Regions from separate parts of the Homo sapiens genome. Here region 1 is linked to region 2. The links are chromatin contacts, found by Hi-C in ENCODE. All regions are on one chromosome and are shown on one strand. The core of a region is the stretch at or near the end of the contact, and the rest is flanking DNA. Distances in the headings are between cores, read along the strand shown. Region 1 has its middle 100 kb from the start of TBC1D9. Region 2 has its middle 99 kb from the start of MAML3.

Region 1 (4,412 bases), core at 753-3,252, 600 kb before region 2:
TATTACCTAGGACCTGGAAACCATCCCTCCCAACTTCAACTTCCATCATCTTTCCACTAGACCAGGGATCCCCAAATGAGGAAATGTGTTCTGTGGGATGGGATATGTTAGAATTTACAGCAGGCTCCCAAGTTCAATTAAGTTGGGATAAGGCTTCATACAACTCATATTAGCTATTAATAAATTTTTTGTTTGTTTTGTTTTGTTTTGTTTTGTTTTGGTACAGACAGGGTCTCGTTTTGTTGTCCAGGCTAGTCTTTAATTCCTGGCCTCAACTGATCCTCTCACCTTGGCCTTCCAAAGTGCTGGAATTACAGGCGTGAGCCACTGTGCCTGGCCGCTATTAAAAACTTTTGAGAAGTCTTCAGTAAGGTCACTGATTTAACTCTATAATTCAGCTTTTCCTGAAGCTGATTGACAATAAAGCCCCATTTTATCAAGGGTTATGTTTTTCCACATTACACTGGAGACCACTGTGTGGAACATGTTGGTGTTCAGACTTTAAAAAAAAAAAAAAAAGCTGCCAGACATCATTTGCTGTAAATCTTGCATATTCCACAGACCCTTGCCTCTCTTGTCCCTGCTCCTAGTTGACAAGGGGAAAGTCAGGTGATGCACAGTGAGCAGTATTAGCCTGGGGCCTGCTTCACCTGGGGTGGGTGTGACCTGGGGAGAGATCACTGGGCACTTCCCAGAGTCACACGCATGCCAGGGCATCAGCCTGGCTTCACTGGGCATCAGCCTGGCTTGCTATCATGCTGTGCCTGAAGGCGGAGGCCCCATCCCACCTAGAAACTCCACTTTGTGGGCTTTTGTTTTGAGACTTAATGCAGCATATTCACACATTTGAGAATGGAACATTTACAACCCCAGATTTTGACAAAATTAAGTAGCTAAAAAAAAAAAAAAAAAGAAAAAGAAAACTCCCCACAGCTTTGTAATGGGCCAGCTGGGTCAGCTTTGCCGCTTAACTCTTATTCTGTTAATACCTATGTTTGGAGGACTGTAAGCTAAACCATCATTCAGAAGACACAGAAGTATATTTAGTTCTGTTTATTGTTATTGTTGTTTTGTTTTTAGTTTTTTTTGAGATGGAGTCTCGCTCTGTCACCCAGGCTGGAGTGCAGTGGCACAGCCTCGGCTCACTGCAACCTCCGCCTCCTGGGTTCGAAAGCAATTCTCCTGCACACAGCCTCCCGAGGAGGAGCTGGGATTACAGGCACCCACCACCACACCTGGCTAATTTTTGGAATTTTAGTAGAGATGGGGTTTCACCATGTTAGCCAGGCTGGTCTTGAACTCCTGGCCTCTAGTAATCTGCCCACCTCGGCCTCCCAAAGTGCTGAGATTACAGGTATGAGCCACTGTGCCCGACCTAGTTCTTTTCTAAGTCTAATAATTCTTTAGAAGCCAGTGTTAGTAGTGCTACTCATCTCCTTGAATAATGCATTGCAACAAATTGGGGAACAAAGGGTAGGGAGAGAATATGAGTCATTTTTGCTCTGCGGTAATTACTATCTACAGAAGAGTGAATACCAATTAAGAAACTCAGGTGACTGAGAGAGGTCTCCTCTTTATGAGACATTTTAAAACACTAGTTCCATCATTCTTAGTGATCCAACAACAGAAGCAATTTGACCTCTTATTTCATCACACTCACAGGTAGTAGAGAGCCTCCACCAAGTCTCACTGTAAATCTTTGTTCTTGGCTGTGAGAAGAATCAGGGAGAAAGACCTTTCCACCGAGCCACCAAAGATACCATGGGGACCCTCTGCTCACTGTGATTGCATCTCCCCTTGTTGGCTTTCAGTCACAGCACCCTAGCAAAAGAAGGTGCCGTCCTAAATCTCCAACCAGTGGTAGCCTGTATCTGCTGGCATACAGGGAGGTACAAATTAAACGCCTCAATCTCTTCGGACCTTCCTGTTATGGAAGACACGCCCCACCTTCCCCCACAGGGAACATGCCTGATTAGTCATAACCCTTAAACTAATCACTCCCGCTGTGCCTCCCTCTAACATTCCCACCTTCTTTGTTCTTAAGGACATTTACTAAATAGGCAAGGGGGAAAGCAGAGCCAGGTTTCATTGGCGGGCAACTGCACTTGGTTGCTATGAGAGCTGTATACACACACAACACAGCTGTCATTGATATTATAGATCTAATGGGAGCCAAGGGTCTCAAATCTCTAAGGAGAAAAACATAATTCAGAGCTTTGGCAATGGTATCCATGTCTATAAATACATGTGAGAGCAGAGAAGTGAATTAGAGAATGTTAGAACACAATAGAGTTAGACCTGAGAATAAAATTGCATCACTCTGGGCCTGGACCTGATGTTTTTTATGCCAGCAAAACTCCCAGTTAAATATAATTTCAGGAGACCTTTACCTGAGATTGAGGTATAATGCCAGGACCTAAACACACACAGGACCTGACTCACAGAGCTTCCTTTATGATAAGGAAAGTTAAAGGTAGTCCATTTGCCTCTTATCATATTTTCTTTCCCTCTTTTTTATCTCCCTTGTTTGAAACAAAAAGGTGGAGAGGAAAAGGGAGGACATTAATGAGGGATGGACTCAGGACTAGAACTTGGGTTTTCCTGACTCCACTGCCAGAGTTCCTTCGGCAGCACCATGCTGCTTTCATAAATGGGTAAGCACCTCCTGACCACTCAAAAATATAAGGAATGGAAAGCAAGAAAAGCTGCTGGGCATGGTGGCTCGTGTCTGTAATCCCAACACTTCGGGAGGCCAAGGCAGGAGGGTTGCTTGAGGCTAGGAGTTTGAGACCAGCCTGGGCAACAAAGTGAGAGCGCTGTCGCTAGAAAAACATTAAAAAATTATCCAGGCATGGTGGCATGTGCCTATAGTCCCATCCACTCAGGAGGCTGAGGCTGGAGGATGACTTGAGCCGAGCCGAGCCAGGGATGTCAAAGCTGCAGTGAGCTATGATTGCACCACTGTACCCTGGGTGACAGAGCAAGACCCTGTCTCTATAATAAAAAAAAGAAAACTGAAAGTTTATGTATAGGAAGATTATGTATAATCAGGAAACACTCCCTGAACAGGAACAAGTCTAGTCTGGAAGTACTGGAAGTAGAATAGGATGATGCAACCACTGTATATAAGCAGGGACACCTGCAAACACACACACACACACACACACACACACACACACACACACAACCCACAAGGTGAGTCCCCACAGAATGCTAATTTTAGCTATGCAAGGAAGCTCATTATTTTAAGACCCCAATGTGTGTTATTTTCTAGACTCGCCCCTTCAAAATATGATTAGTCATGGAAATACTGGATAGAAGAGGGTGGTTTCCCCAGCAAAGGTACCACCCTCAAGCCTGAATACCTGCGGCCCTAAATAAGGACAGACATTCCTGTTTTTGCACCCAAAAGTTGCCTTCTGGCCCACAACGCCCCCTGTCCTGTACCCATATAAACCCCAAGCCCCAGGCTGGGAGAGAAGAGAAGGAACATCAGGAGAAGTTTGGCTGGGGATGGTCAGAGAATCAGCAGCTAGACAGCCAAACTCTAAGGAAAGATCATCTTTTCACTCCATCTCCTGTCCAGCTCCCCATCCATTCCACTGAGAGCCATCACCACCACTGAATAAAACCCCCACATTCAGCCTTCAAGTTAATGTCGGACCCAATTTTTTGGGATGGCTGGACAAGAGCTCAGGATACAGAAAGTTGTCATGCTGGCCCCCTGCCCTTGCAAAAAGGCAGAGGGCCCACTGACCTGGTTAACCCTTAAGCCATCCAGAAGGGCAAGACTAAAAGAGCACACTGTAACATGCACCCACCTGGGCTTTGGGAGTCGCAGACACCCACCCCTAGACACTGCCATGGGGCCAGAGCCCCAAAGCAGTCACTCTGGTTCCTGCACCTGCCATCTTCATGATCCTCCTCCCATAAAAGGGGTTTGAACTCACCAAACAGAGAGCCACACTCCTGTCGCATGTGTTGAGAAGGGGTGCAAGGGAAGTCTCCCATTTCAGTTATATCATACTTCCCAGCACTGGCTCACAGGCCAGTGCATAAGAAGGCCATCCCTTCTTATAGCCCTGCTATGGCACTGAGACTTGCTCGACAGGAAGTAAAGAGCGAGGATTCTTTTTCATATATTAAGAGGTGCTCAATGTCCAGAGGAACCTTCCAAGTAGAGAACTCCTAAAAACAATGGATAAAATATTAACACCTCCTTTAAGACAAAGAGCTAAGCTGGTAGGAATGTAAGATAAATTCTTGGACACCAGAAACAGTAAGAAACTACTAGTCTATTCAGAGGGGAACAGGACCACCAGAAATAGAGTTTGCCCTGGGTGCCTATGTTTATTTAGCTTTCATGATCTAGGGGTCTACAATTTTTTTCTGAAAAGATACAATTTTAAAGA
Region 2 (4,592 bases), core at 798-3,297:
AAAAAAAAAAAAAAAGGCCAAATCACAGCTCTACAGCACAGTTACAGCAGTGCTCCAATTAATGATTTCAATGCCTTCAAACGCTCAAATACAAGGGAGTAAGACCTCACATCTGAAGAGTACCTTAGGCTTTTTAAAGTACTTTCACCTACATTATCTCATTTGATCACATTTGATTCTCACAAAATCCTTGAGGCAAGGTGTTTGTAAGTGTGTGGTTGCCATATTAGAATATCATTGAACTGTGGATCCTTCTGTGGAGACAGGATGAATCAGTACCCTGTAGGAAAAAAAAAAAAAAAGGAACAAACAAAGGAAAACTAGGAGGTTTAGAGATCTAAGCTCCCTGTTAACAGGCCCCTGTCACATGGCCCCTGTATAAACCAGTTCTCTTAGAGTGCCAAAACCCAGCAGAAAGCTTTAGAAATTGTTTACAACCCAAGTGTGTTTTCTTCTTTTCTATGCTTTTAGAAGACAGTTTAAAGAGAGTTAGGGAATGCTCTGGCCTTTTGTTTTGAAATTTTCTCTGCTTGTTGTCTGGTTGTCTGCAGACTGTGAGATTGGTCTATTTGCTTTAAACAGACTGAACAACTTTTAAAACAAGCAGGCTGTTATGATGGGTTGACTCATTTTGGATGTGCAAAGATGTTTACTGAGCTTCTCATTTAAAACTTGAAAATTCTTCTGTCTCAGTGTGACACAGTAATAGTTTAAAGGGGAGCGCCGTCTGTTGTAGTGTTTTGGAAGGTGGCATAAGAAAAATGTCTCTGTTCTACAGCATGATCAGCTATCTGCCTCTTCCCAAGGATTTTTCATGAGCCTTAGAAAGAAATCCATATCATTTAAGTTCCCAAGGGCAAACCACCTTTGCCAAGAGACCACTGAGTACAATTTCCAAAGATGGAACACATTTCTTGTTATGCTTCTGGTTTAGCCCAGTATCAGAGGTGGCGCTCAGTCCCTGCATCCCAGGGGAGAATGTTTTCTGGAGAGTTGGGGACAACTGCAATAGGTTTTACATATTAACTTATCACAGCAAAATAATGAAATGAATAAATTAAGATGACACCCACACTGTTCCCCTTCTTCACGCTACAGAGGTGGTGGGGCAGAAAGGGGGGTAAAAGGGATTACCAAGCCAGGAAGCTTGTACTTCTGTCCCCTCGGCCTGAATTAGCACCCATCTTTGTGGAACACAACTCGCTGTGAGGGGGTTTCTCCTGCCAGAAAGGAGGCCATGGAATGAGCAAGTCCAGGAGTGCTGGGCATTAGGACATCAAATAGCAGGTCGTAGGGACCAGGGATTAGGAAACAAGAGGTCTGGTCCTGCCTCCCTCTCTAATTATTTGTGTGACTTTGGACTAGGCATTCTACCTCTTTCATCTGTAAAATGAGAGGGTTGGACTACGTGTTCTCCAAGGTCCCTAACAGCTTCTAAAAAAGAAACATGTAGAGAGGTTGTGAAGCAAAACATGATGATCCCTGTTAACTGTAAAAGGAATAGACCTTGGAAGTGGTGCAAAAATAATCCGCAAGGAATGCTTGCGGTGGGTTGGAAAACTATAAGGAAACGGAGAATTGTGCGTCGTGTATAACATGAGTGGAGATATATGAGACAATCTAAAATGGGGCACATGTAAGCTCACATCTTAAAGCAGAAAAGTCAGGCTTTTGAACCGAGGCTTGCCCTATTCTTTTCTACAATCTCTCCCCATGATAATGTAGCACCTTGTGCACACAATTAAATGTCAGCCACAGAAAACATTTCCCTTGGCTTTGTTGTTCCAGAACGGGATTCTTTTGTCCTCAATATAATGGATATGCAGAAACAATGATAGAACAGAGATTTTTTTTCTAAAGCGATGACAAACACACTACTGCTTCCTCCCTCCCTCCCTCCTTCCTCCTTATCCCCACCCCCAAAAATAAATCATTGTTCCAAAAAAAAAATCCCATTGTCTATTGTCCACGGAGATCAAGATCCGCCTAGGAACAGCTCTGGCGGCCGCCGCAGCAGCCCCGAGCAGCCGGTAGGTGGCGCACGAAGGCAGCGCAGGCGGAGCGCGGGGCCGAGCCCAGAGCCGGGGTCTCGCCGCCCCCACCCCTGCCGCCGCCGCCGCCTTCCACCCCCTCCTCGCGTGCTAATTGCTGGATACTCTACTGGGACTTCGGTCAGGGAAAAAGAAAGCGGGAATGGGAGGCGGGGGTGGCGGGGGAGGTGGTGAATCCGGTTCCGAATACACAAAGCCTCCGGGGCTTCGGCGACCCAGGAGCAGGGCGCCCTCGGCCTCTTCCCCTCCTCCTCTCTCCCTGGGCGCGGGGCTGCTGCGGCCTAGCCGGCCTCGGCTCCCGCCGGAGGGACACACAGACCAGCAGGAGGAAAATGGTGACCGCGTGCACAGCCCCACGCGCCGCGGCGCCTGACGCCTGCCCGAGCCTGGGCGCCTCCCTCCCCAGCTCACCCATCCCGGCCGCGGAGCCCGGACCCACCCCGAGCGCAGGCCCGCCCGACGGGAGTCGCCCTCCCCTCGAGGAATGCCGAGGCCCACAGGAGGATTCCTTGACCTGACCGCGGGCCCCTGAGCAGCGGGTTCTGCCCGAGCCCGAGAGCGGGAGGCCCCACCAGGGGGTGCCCGGGCCGGCGGGCGAGCCCCCTTCCCGGTGGAGCCGCGGGGCCCATGCCCTCTGTGTCGGGGCTAACGCTGTCAGTTCCTGCAAAGATGAACGGCCCATGTGGTCGCCTGACCCCCCAACCTCTGCCTGGTGGAACATGATGTTAAAGAGTTCTGCTGGCCCTAAAGTCAGAAGCCTGGATTGAAACGTGAGCATGGACACCCTGGAGCTCTGTGACCTTGAGGATGTTCCTAAAGTCCCCAACTCCGCACCTCCCCAGCTATCAAATGCGGGGAATAATACTTACTTCCTAGGAATGTTGTGAAGATTTTTAAAAAGTGGTTCTTAACTTGGCAGGAAGCCTGGCATAGAGTACCTATCATTATGAACAACCCGACTCTCCTTGCAGGAGGAGGGAGAGGCACAGTTTGCCGCCCTTGAGACAGACCTGGCATCGCTGTTGCAGAGACTCAGCAGTAGGGGTTCCCAGCCGAGGAAACGTGGCTCCTAACAGGAGCTCCCATCTGTCCTCCGCTGCCCCCAGCCCCCATCCTCCTCCTGCCCTGCTGCTGTGACTGTGTGGGGCACTCCCCCTCTCCCTCCGCTCCCTGGATAGACCTGTGATTTATGCCCCTTCTCTTTTGGAGAGTTCTGACAGAGCCCTATCACCCAGGCTTGGGAGGCAGACCCTGGCTCCCCCATTTGCTAGCTGGGAGTTTAACCTCTGGGGCTTCAGTTCACTCCTCTATAAAATGGTGGGCCTGATACCTACTACACAGGTTTTTTGTGATGATTAAGGGAAATACTGTGTATAAATGCCTGGCATGTACTATCTCTTCAGTACATTTGAAAATTTAAATTTTACAGTTGAAATTAGGTTAGATTATCTTGCAGAAAATGATGGTGGTTCATTGGAATTTCCAGATTTCCATCGAAGGTGAACCCAGCAACTGCTAACAGCTTCTTACTCCCATCTGAGTCAGCAAGGTTATTTCCCTCCAGGAAAAGAGCAGAAATCCAGTGAGGCCGCATTCTCCCCAGAGCCTCACAGGTGTAACTCAGACACTTACTTAGGTTTAGTTGGCCATTTTAGAGCCCGAAGAGTCTCTGGGGGTGGGCCTGGCTTTAAAGTCGCATTCTAAGCCATGATTGTGTGTCTGGCTCATCAGGGCCTCCTTCCTAGCCGTCCCCACATGCACACTGCCGCCCAGCCAGAGGTGTGGTGGCTAGGGCAAGGGACTGAGCCAGCACCCACCTGAGGCAAGTAGGTCAGGAGCTGTGGACCCTTCTCTAAAAGGATACTGGAGAATTTCCGTGAGCATCGGATTTATATAGCTGTTCAGGCATTGGGCAGACTGATTCCCAGAGGCAGTGGCAGGACCAATAGGCAGCTGTGGTTGCTAGCCTCCCAGATGACCTCCAGTGACCCTTGCCTCCTGGTATTTATGTTCTTGTATATTCCCCTCCCCTATGAAGCAGGGCTAACCTGTGTGACCAAGTGAATATTGCAGAATGACAGTGTGACTTTCAAGCCCATGAAAGGCATTGTGGCTTCCACATTGCTGTCTCTTGCGTCATTCATTCTGGGGAAAGTCAGGCACCATGTCATGAGAACACTCAAGCAGTTGCTTGGAGTGGTCCATGTTTCAAGGAACTGAGGCCTCCACCATCAGCCAGCAGCAACTCACCAGCCGTGTGAGTGAGCCTTCTAGGAAGAGGATCCTCTAATGTTAATCACACCTTCAGATGACAGCAGCCCTGGCCAACAGCTTGGCCTGGTAAAGAGACTCTGGGCCAAAATCATGCAGCTAAGCTATCCCTGAATTCCTGACTCACAAAACAACTGTAAGATAAAAATATTTCAGCCTATTTGAGGTGCATAGATGCTGTATAGATGACGAACATGGCAACATGAAAAAAGTCCCAGGCTTCCATTGGCCAACGTGGGGCTGATAATAAGGGTTCTGCCCCCTCAAATG

The links. A loop is a pair of places that touch in the nucleus more often than their neighbours do. Pooled maps may share reads with other maps.
Region 1: a loop to region 2 is called in a map of PC-9, with 4 times the contacts of the local background. The contact joins two enhancer-like sites. A Hi-C loop is called at or near these places in 2 of 168 maps with a recorded cell type or tissue (HCT116 and PC-9), 1 of 37 single-sample maps with no recorded cell type and 5 of 50 pooled maps.

What each region holds. Positions count from the first base shown.
Region 1 is chr4:140,854,486-140,858,897 of GRCh38, reverse strand. No RefSeq gene overlaps it. Among named protein-coding and RNA genes, the nearest start is that of TBC1D9, 100 kb to the right of the region's middle. Within about 2 kb of position 2,002, at least 5 of the 41 ENCODE cell types and tissues checked have a DNase peak (open chromatin) inside an H3K27ac peak, as active enhancers do.
Region 2 is chr4:140,250,791-140,255,382 of GRCh38, reverse strand. No RefSeq gene overlaps it. Among named protein-coding and RNA genes, the nearest start is that of MAML3, 99 kb to the right of the region's middle. Within about 2 kb of position 2,047, at least 28 of the 41 ENCODE cell types and tissues checked have a DNase peak (open chromatin) inside an H3K27ac peak, as active enhancers do.